Regions from separate parts of the Homo sapiens genome. Here region 1 is linked to region 2. A link is a contact called in ENCODE Hi-C or POLR2A ChIA-PET data. All regions are on one chromosome and are shown on one strand. The core of a region is the stretch at or near the end of the contact, and the rest is flanking DNA. Distances in the headings are between cores, read along the strand shown.

What was found. Hi-C counts contacts between places; a loop is a spot of excess contacts on that map. ChIA-PET counts read pairs that join two places held with the same protein, here RNA polymerase II (POLR2A). Pooled maps may share reads with other maps.
Region 1: a loop to region 2 is called in a pooled map, with 2.9 times the contacts of the local background. The contact joins two enhancer-like sites. A Hi-C loop is called at or near these places in 4 of 50 pooled maps. POLR2A ChIA-PET finds 5 or more read pairs at or near these places in 3 of 52 experiments (H1, HEK293 and WTC11).

The regions. Positions count from the first base shown.
Region 1 is chr9:130,763,937-130,770,198 of GRCh38, reverse strand. It overlaps a transcript of ABL1 not described here. Among named protein-coding and RNA genes, the nearest start is that of ABL1, 68 kb to the left of the region's middle. RefSeq lists enhancers at 2,146-2,951, 3,186-3,235, 3,246-3,305, 3,516-3,575, 3,606-3,775 and 1 more and a silencer at 4,590-4,639. Within about 2 kb of position 4,023, at least 8 of the 41 ENCODE cell types and tissues checked have a DNase peak (open chromatin) inside an H3K27ac peak, as active enhancers do.
Region 2 is chr9:130,457,908-130,463,415 of GRCh38, reverse strand. It overlaps ASS1 (argininosuccinate synthase 1), which reads right to left. Exons shown (of 15, transcript NM_054012.4): 4 at 4,827-5,015. Among named protein-coding and RNA genes, the nearest start is that of ASS1, 16 kb to the right of the region's middle. RefSeq lists enhancers at 1,804-1,853, 1,934-2,023. Within about 2 kb of position 3,980, at least 2 of the 41 ENCODE cell types and tissues checked have a DNase peak (open chromatin) inside an H3K27ac peak, as active enhancers do.

The DNA.
Region 1 (6,262 bases), core at 2,774-5,273, 310 kb before region 2:
TTTAAAAAAAAAAGAGAGAGAGAGAGACAGAGAGAGAGACAACTGGTAGAAATAAAGACAACAAAGCCAGAGTTCTGTGCTCTAGGACCCTGGAGCACTGTCCTTCAGCTGGTGAATGGATAAACAAACTGTGGTACATCTATGCAAGAGAATACTACTCAGAGACACAAAAGGAGGAAATGTGGATAACATGCAACAACGTGGTTGACTCCTCACCCATTATATTGAATGAAAGAAGCCAGATTCAAAGGCTTCAGACTGTACTATTCCATTGATATGACATTCTGGAAAAGGCAAAACTACAGGGACAAAAAAACAGATCAGGGTTGCCAGCAGCTGGGAGAAGAGAGAAAGGATGACTACAAAAGGGCCGCACAAGGGAATTCTAGGGGGTGATAGAACTGTTCTGTATCTCAAAAGGGGTGGCAATTTCACAAGTGTATGTATTTGTCAAAGTCCATAGAACTGTATAATAAAGAAGGGGAATATTATGATATGTAAATTATACCTCAATAAACCTGACTAAAAAATAATACAATACAATACAATAAAAGACTAGGGGCCGGGGACGGTGGCTCACACCTGTAATCCCAGCACCTTGGGAGGCCAAGGTGGGTAGATCACCTGAGGTCAGGAGTTTGAGACCAGCCTGGCCAACACGGTGAAACCCCATTTGTACTTAAAATATATATATACAAAATTAGCCAGTCATGGTGGTGCACACCTGTAATCCCAGCTACCTGGCAGGCTGAGGCAGGAGAATCGCTTGAACCCGGGAGGTGGAGGCTGTAGTAAGCCAAGATAGCACCATTGCACTCCAGCCTGGACAAGAGCGAAACTCCAACTCAAAAAAAAAAAAAAAAAAAAAAGACTAGGGCCATAGTTTGGCTCTCCAAATTAAAGCTAAAGAAGTTGCATTCCATAAAAGTTAAACAACAACTGATTAAACTGTTTTCCTCTATAACCGACCTACTCTAGTTAGACCTTTGGCCCTTACTAACTTTATAACTACCTTTTATAATAGTTACAAGTTATTGATCTAACTATACAACAAGCACTATTCTGTTTCTTTAGGTTTACTGCTTAATTTTCTGTGCCAATGACAGATGTATGTGAAATAAAGAGTGAAAAATTCCCCCTCACGTCCCCAGGCCATACCCACCCCGATCCATTCCACTCTCAAAAGATAACCACTATCGACAGACCTTTCTCAACATATTTACAGACCCGATTTTTCTCTGTAGTATAAATGGGATTATATTACCCTTGCTTTTCCATTGAACACATTGAACACATCAATCCACATAAAACTACCTCTAGCTCTTTAACAGCCACAGAGTGTTGTACAGAATGACAGCCACAATTATGTAGCTGTTCCCAATGAACAAATATTTAAGTTACTTCCAATTGTCTCTAGTTAGGTTTCTCATAGGGGTTTTAATTTAATTCTCACAAAGACCCTATAGAGTGGGCCTATTATAGACAGGTCCTCCAAGGCTTGGAAGGATGCACTAATTCGTTCCTTCAACAAAGACTATTCTGTGCCAGGAACACGACAGCAGACAGGGTCAGACAGAGCCTTGGCCATCAGGTAACTTACTACCGTTCTTCTTCACTGGCTCTAACAAGCAACATCCCCCAGACCAGTGCAAAGCCAGGCTGATGCAAGGGCTCTGGGGAGGCCTTTCAGCCTAGCTGGGGGCAGGGTGGTCATCAGTGGAAACTTCCTGTTTCTGCTCCTTGGTGCTGCCTCACTTCCACCGCCATCAGACTGAGGATACACAGCTAGTCGTCACTGGCTCTGTCCTGGGGGGACTTTGCTCTTGCCAGTGACAGTCTTCCATACGCTCTGAGTTGCTGCTAAATGCCCGTGCACACCAAGCCTCCCAAGTTACAGACCTAGCAGAGCATGAATTATTTTACAAATTCACAAATGTAGCAACCAAGTAAATCCTGCTGCCAGTCTTCCCATCAAGAAGGAAACAGAAAAAGCAGAGGCTGCAAGCTCTAATGCTTACAGGGTTCAGGAAGTTGTACACATAGGAGTGTATGGGGGTTGGGGGGAAGGGGGCTCTCCCATCTGGGTGATGCTGTTCAAGAGAGCAGCGGCTACTCAGCTCCAGCAGATAGCTACCATGTGAAAACGCAGGGTTTTGGAAGTAAAATATATTGTTTTAAAAAAATTACGATGGAAATCTTAAAATTTCCTAATTTTTAAATCCATAGGTTCCACTTCATTTTTTTCCTCGCAATTTCCATGTTAATTAAACCAAGTCATTTGTTGTGCAGAATTCCCACCAGTCTAAATCTTGATGATTGAATTTAACATGTCACTTTCTTCTGCATGAAACTTTATTTTCTCAAATGCAGGTGGCCATTTCTGTTTAAAAGAGATGTCCTATTTGTGAATGTGTGTGTACGTGTGTGTGAGTGTGCACACACATGCACACGTGCACTTTACTTCAGAGAGCTGGCCTGTGGCTGCTCTGAGGAATCAAATGTGTTCCCTTTTCATAAAACCTGCAGCTCCTCCAGAACTAAAACTCGGTATTCAAATATGAGGTCAGGCCGGGCACAGTGGCTCCTGCCTGTAATCCCAGCACTTTGGAGGGCCCAGGCGGGTGGATCACCTGAGGTCAGGAGTTCGAGACCAGCCTGGCTAACATGTTGAAACCCCATCTCTACTAAAAATACAAAAATTAGCCAGACGTGGTGGCAGGCACCTGTAATTCCAGCTACTCGGGAGGCTGAGGCACAAGAATCGCTTGAACCCGGGAGGCGGAGGTTATAGTGAGCAGAGATTGTCACTGCAGTCCAGCCTGGACAACAGAGTGAGACTCCGTCTCAGAAAACAAGAAGTCAGACTCTCCACTGTAACATGGCATTCTGAGGCCATGTGAATCTTTAGAAGAATGGGATCGCAAAGGGACTCCTGGAATTCCAAACAGATCTATCAATAATTGAATGAGGTAGTTTCAGATGGCATGAGCTGCAAAGAAATGAAAAGGGGAAGAGGACAAAGAGCTGATGCTGGTGTGGGTACTGTGGCCTGGGCCATCAGGGAAGGTCTTTCCGAAAAGATGTCATGTGAGCTGGGGCCTGCATGGGTCTGAAAGAGCCAGGCACCAGAAGCTGAGTGAAGGGCAGGGCCCAGGGAACCCTAAGAGGAAAAAGCACTGGCAGTAAACAAAGGGAGTGACAGGAGGGAAATTCGAGAGGGAAACCAGGCCCAGACCACGCAGGCTGTGGAGAGAAGCTGAACATTACTCTAACTGAGATGGGTACCCATCGAGGGACAGGAAACTGGGTAGTGAAAAGATCTGATGTAAGTTTCTAAGGGAGGGTCTCTCTGCTAGCAGGAGGAGGACAGACCCAGATGGCAACAGGAGGCTGGGAAGTCTTTGAGATCAGAGCCGGGGCAAGGCAGGGTGGGGCCGGGGTGGTAGCCCTGACAGCAGAGCAGTGGGTGGTGTGAGGTTTATTCTAGGCACTTGTGACTGTATCGGACAAGAAAGAGAGGGCAGAGGAGGAGGCAAGGATGAAAGCTAGAGGGTGGCAAGGCCCTGGGGGGAGATGATGCTGGGGTCACAGGCTGTGGCCTTGTCCCCAAGTCCTAAGGCATCAAAAACAGACAAGGCCAGGTTTGGTGGGAACTCACTAAGTCAAAAGAAAAGGCCCCTGCAAGTGCCTACACTTCCTCATCTTCCTAACCACGGGGCACACTCATTTGTATCCCAATGAGACACATCCAGTACCTGCACCCTCCAGCTCCCTGTCAGAAGCCACCAGTGGTGGGGCCGCCCTTCACTGCATGTTTACCACTCTTTCCTCAGGGCCCTACGCAGAAGTCTGTCTGCGGTCATGGATCTCTTCCTGGGCCTACAGTAAGGCATCTGTCCTGACAGTAAGGCATCTGTCCTGCCCAGCAAGACCCGCCTTCCAGGCTCCAGTCATCCGCATGCCCCTGAGCAGGCTGGCGGGGGCACTGGGGGCCGAGGCTTCTTGGTATGTGTCTGTGAGTGCCATGGCCGCATTCTTGAGAGCGCACCAACGCATGCCACGGCCCGGGGCCCTCACAGTCACAAGCTCCTGAGCAGCAGTTTCTCTGCAAGCCTGGGAAACAGGTCGTGGGCGATGACCTGCACCCACTTCATCTCCATCTGCCAAATACAGTCTGATGAATTCACCCAATTCTTCCCTTTATCTTTTCTTTCCTCAGGGAAGCACTCAAATATGAGACCAACACCCTGTCCTTGTGACTGCTTCTTTACCAAATTCTGCTGACAAACCGTTTTTCCACCAAGCCACCACAGACAAGTGATTAGTTTGGTCATTGCCAGGATTAAGAAAACCTGCCTATTATGCCCCATTAGATTCACAGTAACTTTCCAAAATTTCAATATGTGTTCAAGCATTAAATCTGTGGCATAAAGAAGAAAGCAGCAAAGGGAACTGGGGGGCCTAAAGAACAGAAGAGAAACACAAAGGCTGTCAGGTCTAATTGTGCCTCTACGTTACCAAATGACTTTCATTTCCTTCCTTATAAGAGAAATGAATACTGATCCGTCACTGTTAACACTCAGGTACACTGACGTACCCAGTAGACCTTCCAGAAGGGCAACTGGCAATATGTATCAAAAACCTTTAAAAGTTTCTATTCTTTTGATGTAGAAATTCCACTTCTAGGAATTTATCGTAAGGCCATAAGAATGTACAAAAATGGATCATGAAGATTCTGGGAGAAAAACTACAAACAATAGAAGCATTTGAGGCTTAGGGAAATGAATCATGGCCTATCCAACACCACAAGGATTTCCATGTAGACAGGATTTCCATCCTGCTAGCTACACGTTTTGAAGTGGGGGAGCAGCACCCAGGTGGCCCCCGGGTTGCTGGCTGTAGCACTGTCATAACCAAACCAAAGCCTCCCCTTGTACCTCTGAAAAAACCCCTTGAGAAGCTGATGAAGGATATGGACCTCCTCGCCCAAAAATAGCAAACCCAAAAACCAATAACCAAACATGAGACTGCACAAATGTTTGCATGTAATTTCAGGAAGCCTTAGAAGTCCAGAGGAAAGCAAATTATTCATATTTAACAACAAAAAAATCATCTTGACAAAATGATGAATTCTGAAAATGATCAACTCTGGCCAAAAAGAAAAGGGTGGAGGAACTTGTCTTTGGTTAATCAGCACACTACAAATTCTACTTGTATCCCTTGTATCCTCTTTTTTTTTTTTTTTGAGACAGTCTTGCTCTGTCACCCAGACTGGAGTACAGTGGCACAATCTTGGCTCACTGCAACCTCCACCTCCCAGGTTCAAGTGATTCTCCCACCTCAGCCTCCCAATTAGCTGGGATTACAGGCATGCGCCACCACGCCCAGCTAATTTTTGTATTTTTAGTAGAGACAGGGTTTCACCATGTTAGCCAGGCTGATCTCGAACTCCTGACCTCGTGATCCACCTGCCCTGGCCTCCCAAAGTGCTGGGATTACAGGCATGAGCCACTGTGCCTGGCCTTTTACTTGCCTCCTCTTAAGTGACATTATTCATCCAAGCCCAAGGTGTCAGGGACCCAAAACACAACATATCTGACCTTACGCATAACAAGCAAAAGAAAACACAGTGCCACCACGAAAAAGAAATCTGCACAGGTGTCCAGGTTTATCGAATGCATATATCAGAAGGAGAATCTGATGCTGCTAAATAAGCTAAACACATTGTTACAAGAAGAAGCACAAAGCACAGTCCCCCAATGGAAGCGGGAACTTTGAACATGGGAAAGGGTCAGCAATACAGTTCAGTCCCAACCAACAGGACCAGAGCTAGTTCCCTCCAGCAATAATGAAATAAAACTTGAAAAGCTCTGGACAGATGCCTCCTACACACAAACCTCACTTCACAGAAGAAACGCACTCCAGAAAACTCGGCTCCTATTTTCTCCCCTGGTTTCTGGGGTAAGCTCAGCTATATTCCTAGAGAAGAAAGATCTCCCTCAAGGACACAGTGATGTGTGTGTCCTGGCCTCTCTGACCCTGGCCCGCCTTGCTGTCTCCTCCAGGCCATGCGCTACTGCAGGCAGTGCCTTCCCACTCAGGACCTTCCTACAAACCTCCCCTCAGCCTGGAACACCCTCACCTCCCAAACGCCCACTCAGCGGCCCAGTCTCTGCCTAAGTGTCTCCTCTGGGAAGCCTCTTCTGCCCGTTCCCTGCCCCCATTATGTTAGGTTCATGTTCCCCTTGTGCTGGCAGGGGGT
Region 2 (5,508 bases), core at 2,731-5,230:
AAATGGAGACACCTCAACACCCCACTGAGCTGTGAACGTTACCCCCGACATAGCCGGGACCACCGTCCACACTGATGCCGAGGAGGAGGAGGCCGGGGTCAGCGCAGGCATCCGCCAGCCCAGCTCTGTCCCCAGAGAGAAAATGGCCGCGCACGTCTCCTGCTTCCCCGTGGGCTCGGCAGCCCAGAGGGAGACTTAAGCGCTGTGGAAATGACAGAGGGACCTTTTGCCTACTGTGAAAACTGCATGGGCGCAGCCAGGCAGCGGTGGGAATTACATGCTATTTTCCAGACTCTCGTCAGGTGGCACAGAATCCAGGGTTCAGCCTCTCTGCAGAGCTGGGAGCTGTGTGTGCGGCACAGGCCTTGGGCTGGCCTCACTCACCCTCCATGCAGCCCCTTTAGTGAGCACCTACTATGTGCTGTCACTCAGAGAGGCCCCCAGGGCCAGGGGGATTTTTAGCCATATTTTATGGGTGAGGAAAGTGAAGCTCAGAGAGGTGCAGCCACTTGCCCAGGGCCACACAGCAAACTCGCTCATCCTAACGGTTCACACTCAGGCTTCCCAGCTGAGCTCCATGCATAATTAACTCACTGAATCCTTTGAGCAGCCCCAGGAGGCAGGTTCTATTAGTCCCATCTTACGGATGAGGACACTGAGGTGGGGGCGGCCACATTTGCCTGCTGACCCCCAGCCGGCCCCGTTCCTGGAGCAACTAAAAGACAGCCTCATTTTAGATGGTAAGGCATGGTCCGACGTTGCATGGCCCAGCTATTTTCCCCCACAGCTTCATGTTTCCCCAACACAAAGACGGCTTGTGCCTCACCAGCCAGGCACGGCTGGGCTGCTGTCTGCCCATCCAGATGCTGCCATGCGGACACCCATCTGTTCAGGAGCCAGAGACCCTCGAAGAGGCCAAACAAACGCTTCCTTGGTTCAAACTCTGCCCTCGTCTCAGGCAAGAGCCAAGGAGGCCAGTCTAATCCTTCCCCCTCTGAACCCCAAGACCCCAGCACCAGGGCAGCTCCTGGCAGCTTTCCGGGGAGAAGGAGGATGTAGTGTCTCACACACGAGTGTCCGCATGCTGATATTTGTGCACACGTGTGTAAACATGCATGTAAACACGGTCCCACTGGGACTGGGGGGCCTGGGGTCTCCCATCTGCCCTGGGGCACCCATACAGATGGTGCCATTTACAAAACTCTCGCTCCCCGGCTAGAGTCTCAGAATCATATTTCCAGGCCCCTCTTCCAAAACTAGGGGGAGAGAGGAGCCCCGCAAGGGCCACCCCAGCTTCGGTGCAGCTCTCTGGGTGGGCAGGGGTGGGGCTGGCAGCAGGGCATGGGAGGGGAGAGTGCGGCTCAATTTCTGCACCAGGTGCTGTCTGGACGGGGTGCTGGGAAGGGAGGCTGCCTCCGCCTCTGCCTTCAGGGCTGGGCTCAGGCGGTTCCAGCAAACAGGATGCCCTTCCCCCTCACATCCCAGGCCAATCCGTTGTCCCCCCAACATTTCACTGTCACCTTCCCTGAGCCCAAAGACCCGAAAGCCTCCACCTGGCCCGTCCCCCGTGATGGCGCCCGGGGCAGTGCTGGGTGGATACTCATGGGATGGTGGTGCTGGGTGGTTACTCAGGGGGTAAATGCCTGAAGGCTGGACCAGCACCTCCAAGGCCTTGGATTCCCCTCGCTCCCAGCCTTCCTGGTTCTCCACTCATACCCCCAGTTCTCGGAAATTGTCTCCAGAGGCTGTTGGGGGTTTCCTGGGTACTGTCATAAAGGGACACTGAGGCGCAGAAGTACGCCTTGCCTGTCAACCCCAGGAAAGAGGTGGCTGTGCCAGGTAGCACCTACTCCCCGGCATCCCCGGAGTCCGTCCCTGTTGGGTCTTCTGAGTGTGAATGCAGGGACGCCCCCAAGTCCCGAGCGGCCATAGCACTAGCTTGGGGGGCGTTCTCCTCAGAACCACGCCCTGCAGGTCCAGGATGGGGAACAGAGGACCCCGGTGGTGCCGCCACCTCCTCCCGCCTTTGTCGGCCCCCAAGGCCTCAAACCCAAGCCTCTGGCGCCCTCTGGTGGCCACATGGAGGAGGGGCGCACACGGCTGCGGGAGGCTGTTGCAGGCTAAATGTGGGCTGGTCCGGGGTGGGGGTCTCCGCATGGACCCGGGAACTGCCTGAGCCAGAGCCGACCCACCCATACTCACCCACCCACCCATGCACTCCACCAGACCTGAATGCCGCCCTACTGAACCTTAATGGTACCGTTGGAAAGACCTGAGGGCAGGACCCCTCCCAGAATTCTGATCCCCTGCCCTCGGCTTGTATGCCTTCTGGGATAGGAAGCTCACGATCCAGCTCTTTCCATTAAGGCAGATGGGTCGGGAGCTTTTTTTTTTGTTTGGGACAGAGTCTCGCTGTGTCGCCCAGTCCTGATCCTCTGGGTTCTCCTCCTCTGCCACCACCTTTGCACAGATGGCAGCATACACACGGTCCTGCCCAACAGCTCAGGCCCGCCCAAACCTCCTTGCCTGGTTTCCTACCATCCCATCATCCACAGCTGGAGTGACAGTAAAAACCAAGGCCGCAGTCTGTGAGAAGCTCTCCCCTGTCTCTTCCCCAGCATCTCGCTGGGGTAGTCACTGGCCACCTCCATCCAACCTGAGACCTCCTTCCACCCACTAATCAGTTGCCCTCAGGATGAAGCCAAACCTCCCAGCATGGCCTCAGCCCAGTCCTGGCCCTATTGCCTCCCCCACAGCAATAGCTCCTGCTCCACAGCCCCAGACAGACTGTCCTTCAGGGCCTCTTGGCTCTAAGCCTTTCCACAGGCTGTTCCCTCTGCCTCTCACACTCTTCCATGCCATTATTCACTCCTCTAGACTCATCCTCAGCCCCTGCCTGCTGCTCCCGCAGTTCCCTGGCACAGACCCCTGGCCCCACTCCCATTCCTCATCACACATCCATTTTCTCTTCTCTTGCCAGGAAATGGGCTCTCTGAAGGTACGCAATGAGCCCAAGAAGTTAGCACTGTGCCAATGCCAGCAAGCACCCAACTCCCAGCAGATACCCAGTGCAAGCTTGCTGAACCAGTGCTCCGGTGAAGAAATGAACACTTGGACTTTCAAAGACATGACAGGTGCCATCCTGGTGGGTGGCTGTCTCCCAGGCCACCCTCAAATCAACCGCGTCTCCTCCATCATCATCTTAGCTGTGTGTGTCCCTGCACCACAGTGAGCCAGGACCTCCCACAGTGAGCCAGGACTTCCCACCATCAGCACCCTGACCAGCCCGGGCAGGCGAGGTAGTGAGCTCCCCGTCACTGGGGAGTTTCCGAGCCTTCTGACTGTGGGGTTGGTAAACAGTCAATTCCTGTACCAGGCTCTTGGCATGCTGTCCGCTGACTGAGAGCTCATGACTTGGGTCTTTATAAAAACATCGGCTGACAGTTGCCAACATTGTCAGGAATCTGGTTTCTCAAGGACTGCCTTCCGAAGAGCAGCAGGCAGGGGGCTTCCTGTCTTGCACCCCACGGGGACCCCGCAGTCTGCACTGGGACACACGGCCCGGAGGGAAGGGGTACGGGATGGGTTGATTTGTGTTTCCACAAAATAATGGGTTCAAGTCCTAACCCCAGTCCCTCCGAATGTGGCCTCATGTGGTCTTAACAGAAATAACCAAGTTAAGGCTGGGCATGGTGGCCCACGCCTGTAATCCCAGTGCTTTGGGAGGCCAAGGCTGGTGGATCATTTGAGGTCAGGAGTTCAAGACCAGCCTGCCCAACATGGCGAAACCCCGTCTCTACTAAAAATACAAAAAATTAGCCGGGTGTGGTGGGGTACACACCTGTAATCCCAGCTACTCAGGAGGCTGAGGCAGGAGAATTGCTTCAATCTGGGAGGCAGAGGTTGCAGTGAGCCAAGATCGAGCCACTGCACTCCAGCCTGGGCGTCAGAGTGAGACTTTGTCCCTCTCCCCCACACACACACACAAAAAGTAACCAAGTTAAGATGAGGTCATTGAAGGGCCCTAATCCAAGACGGGTTCCTGTAGCAAGGGGAAGGTAAACAGACAAGCAGAGGGAAGACAATGCAGAGATACAGGAAGAAGACAGCTTGGGAAGATGGAGGACGGAAGGACAGGAGTGACGCAGCCACACGCTAAGGGACACCAGAGGCCACTGGAAGCTGGAGAGAGGCCTGAGCCGGAGGCTTCCTGGCACCTTCAGAGGCTGCGTGGCCCTGCCCATGCCCTCACTATGGACCTCAGGCCTCCAGAACCATGAGGCAGAACAGTTCTGTGTTCTAAGCCACCAGTTTGAGACATTTTGTTACCCTCGCCCTGGGAAACTAAGACATGGCATGAGCCCCATCTTGCAAATGAAGAAACTGAGGTTCAGGAAGGGGAGAAGGGCCCTGGCTGAGGACACACGGCAAGCCAGCAGCAGAGCTGCCTTTGAACCCTACTCTGCCAACTCAGGGTTTTCAACACTTTCCTGCGTGTCCCCTGGGGGACTCACGCAGTGACCTTGGCCAATGCGACCTTGGACAATGTCCCCAGGCCTCAGCAGCAAGTCTGCCAAATGGGGTGACATCGCTCCCACAGCAGAAGGTGGAGGTGAGGACTCAGAATGGGCGTTCAGGTGCCACAGTGCACAGAGCGCAGGGGCGAGCTGTTACCCCTCTCATTGGGGTCTAAACAAAGCCATGTAGCTGCCTTGCACCAAGTCTGCCCCGGAGGCACACCAGGAAACCGCTCGAGGGGTGCTCATCTCCTTCCCACACCCCTCCGCCTCCATCTCCCTCTGCCCGGCCCTTCCCAGGTGCCTCACCTTTCCTGTGGCGCCGTGGGACACATACTTGGCCCCCTCCCGCTGGGCGATTTCCACTTGTTTGCGGGCGATGCAGGGCCTGGCAAGAGAGGTGCCCAGGAGGTAGCGGTCCTCATACAGTGCGCTGGACTGGATGGCCGGCCAGATGAACTCCTCCACAAACTCCCTGCTGACATCCTCAATGAACACCTACGGGAAGAGGAGCCCAGAAGGAAGAAGTAGGCAAGGACAGGGGCCATCTGGCATACAGAGCCCCAGGGGCCTCAGCTAGCTGAGACCTATACGGGGCCACCCCCGCTGTACCTGGTGCTTCTTCTTCTGCATCTGTAGTAGACATCATTCATCAATCCCAGCACACTGCACTGTTACTCTCCCTCCTGCACTCATGGCAGACATTGCTAATCAATAGCTCTCTTTTTTTTTTTTTTTTTGAGTCGAAGTCTTGCTCTGTTGCCCAGGTTGGAGTGCAGTGGCTCAGTCTCAACTCACTGCAACCTCCGTCTCCCAGGTTCAAGCAACTCCCCTGCCTCAGCCTCTTGAGTAGCTGGGATTACAGGCGCATGCCACCATGGCTTGCTAATTTTTGTATTTTTGGTAGAGACGGGGTTTCACCATGTTGGCCAGGTTGGTCTTGAACCCCTGACCTCAGGTGATCCAGCTGCCTCGGCCTCCCAAAGTGCTG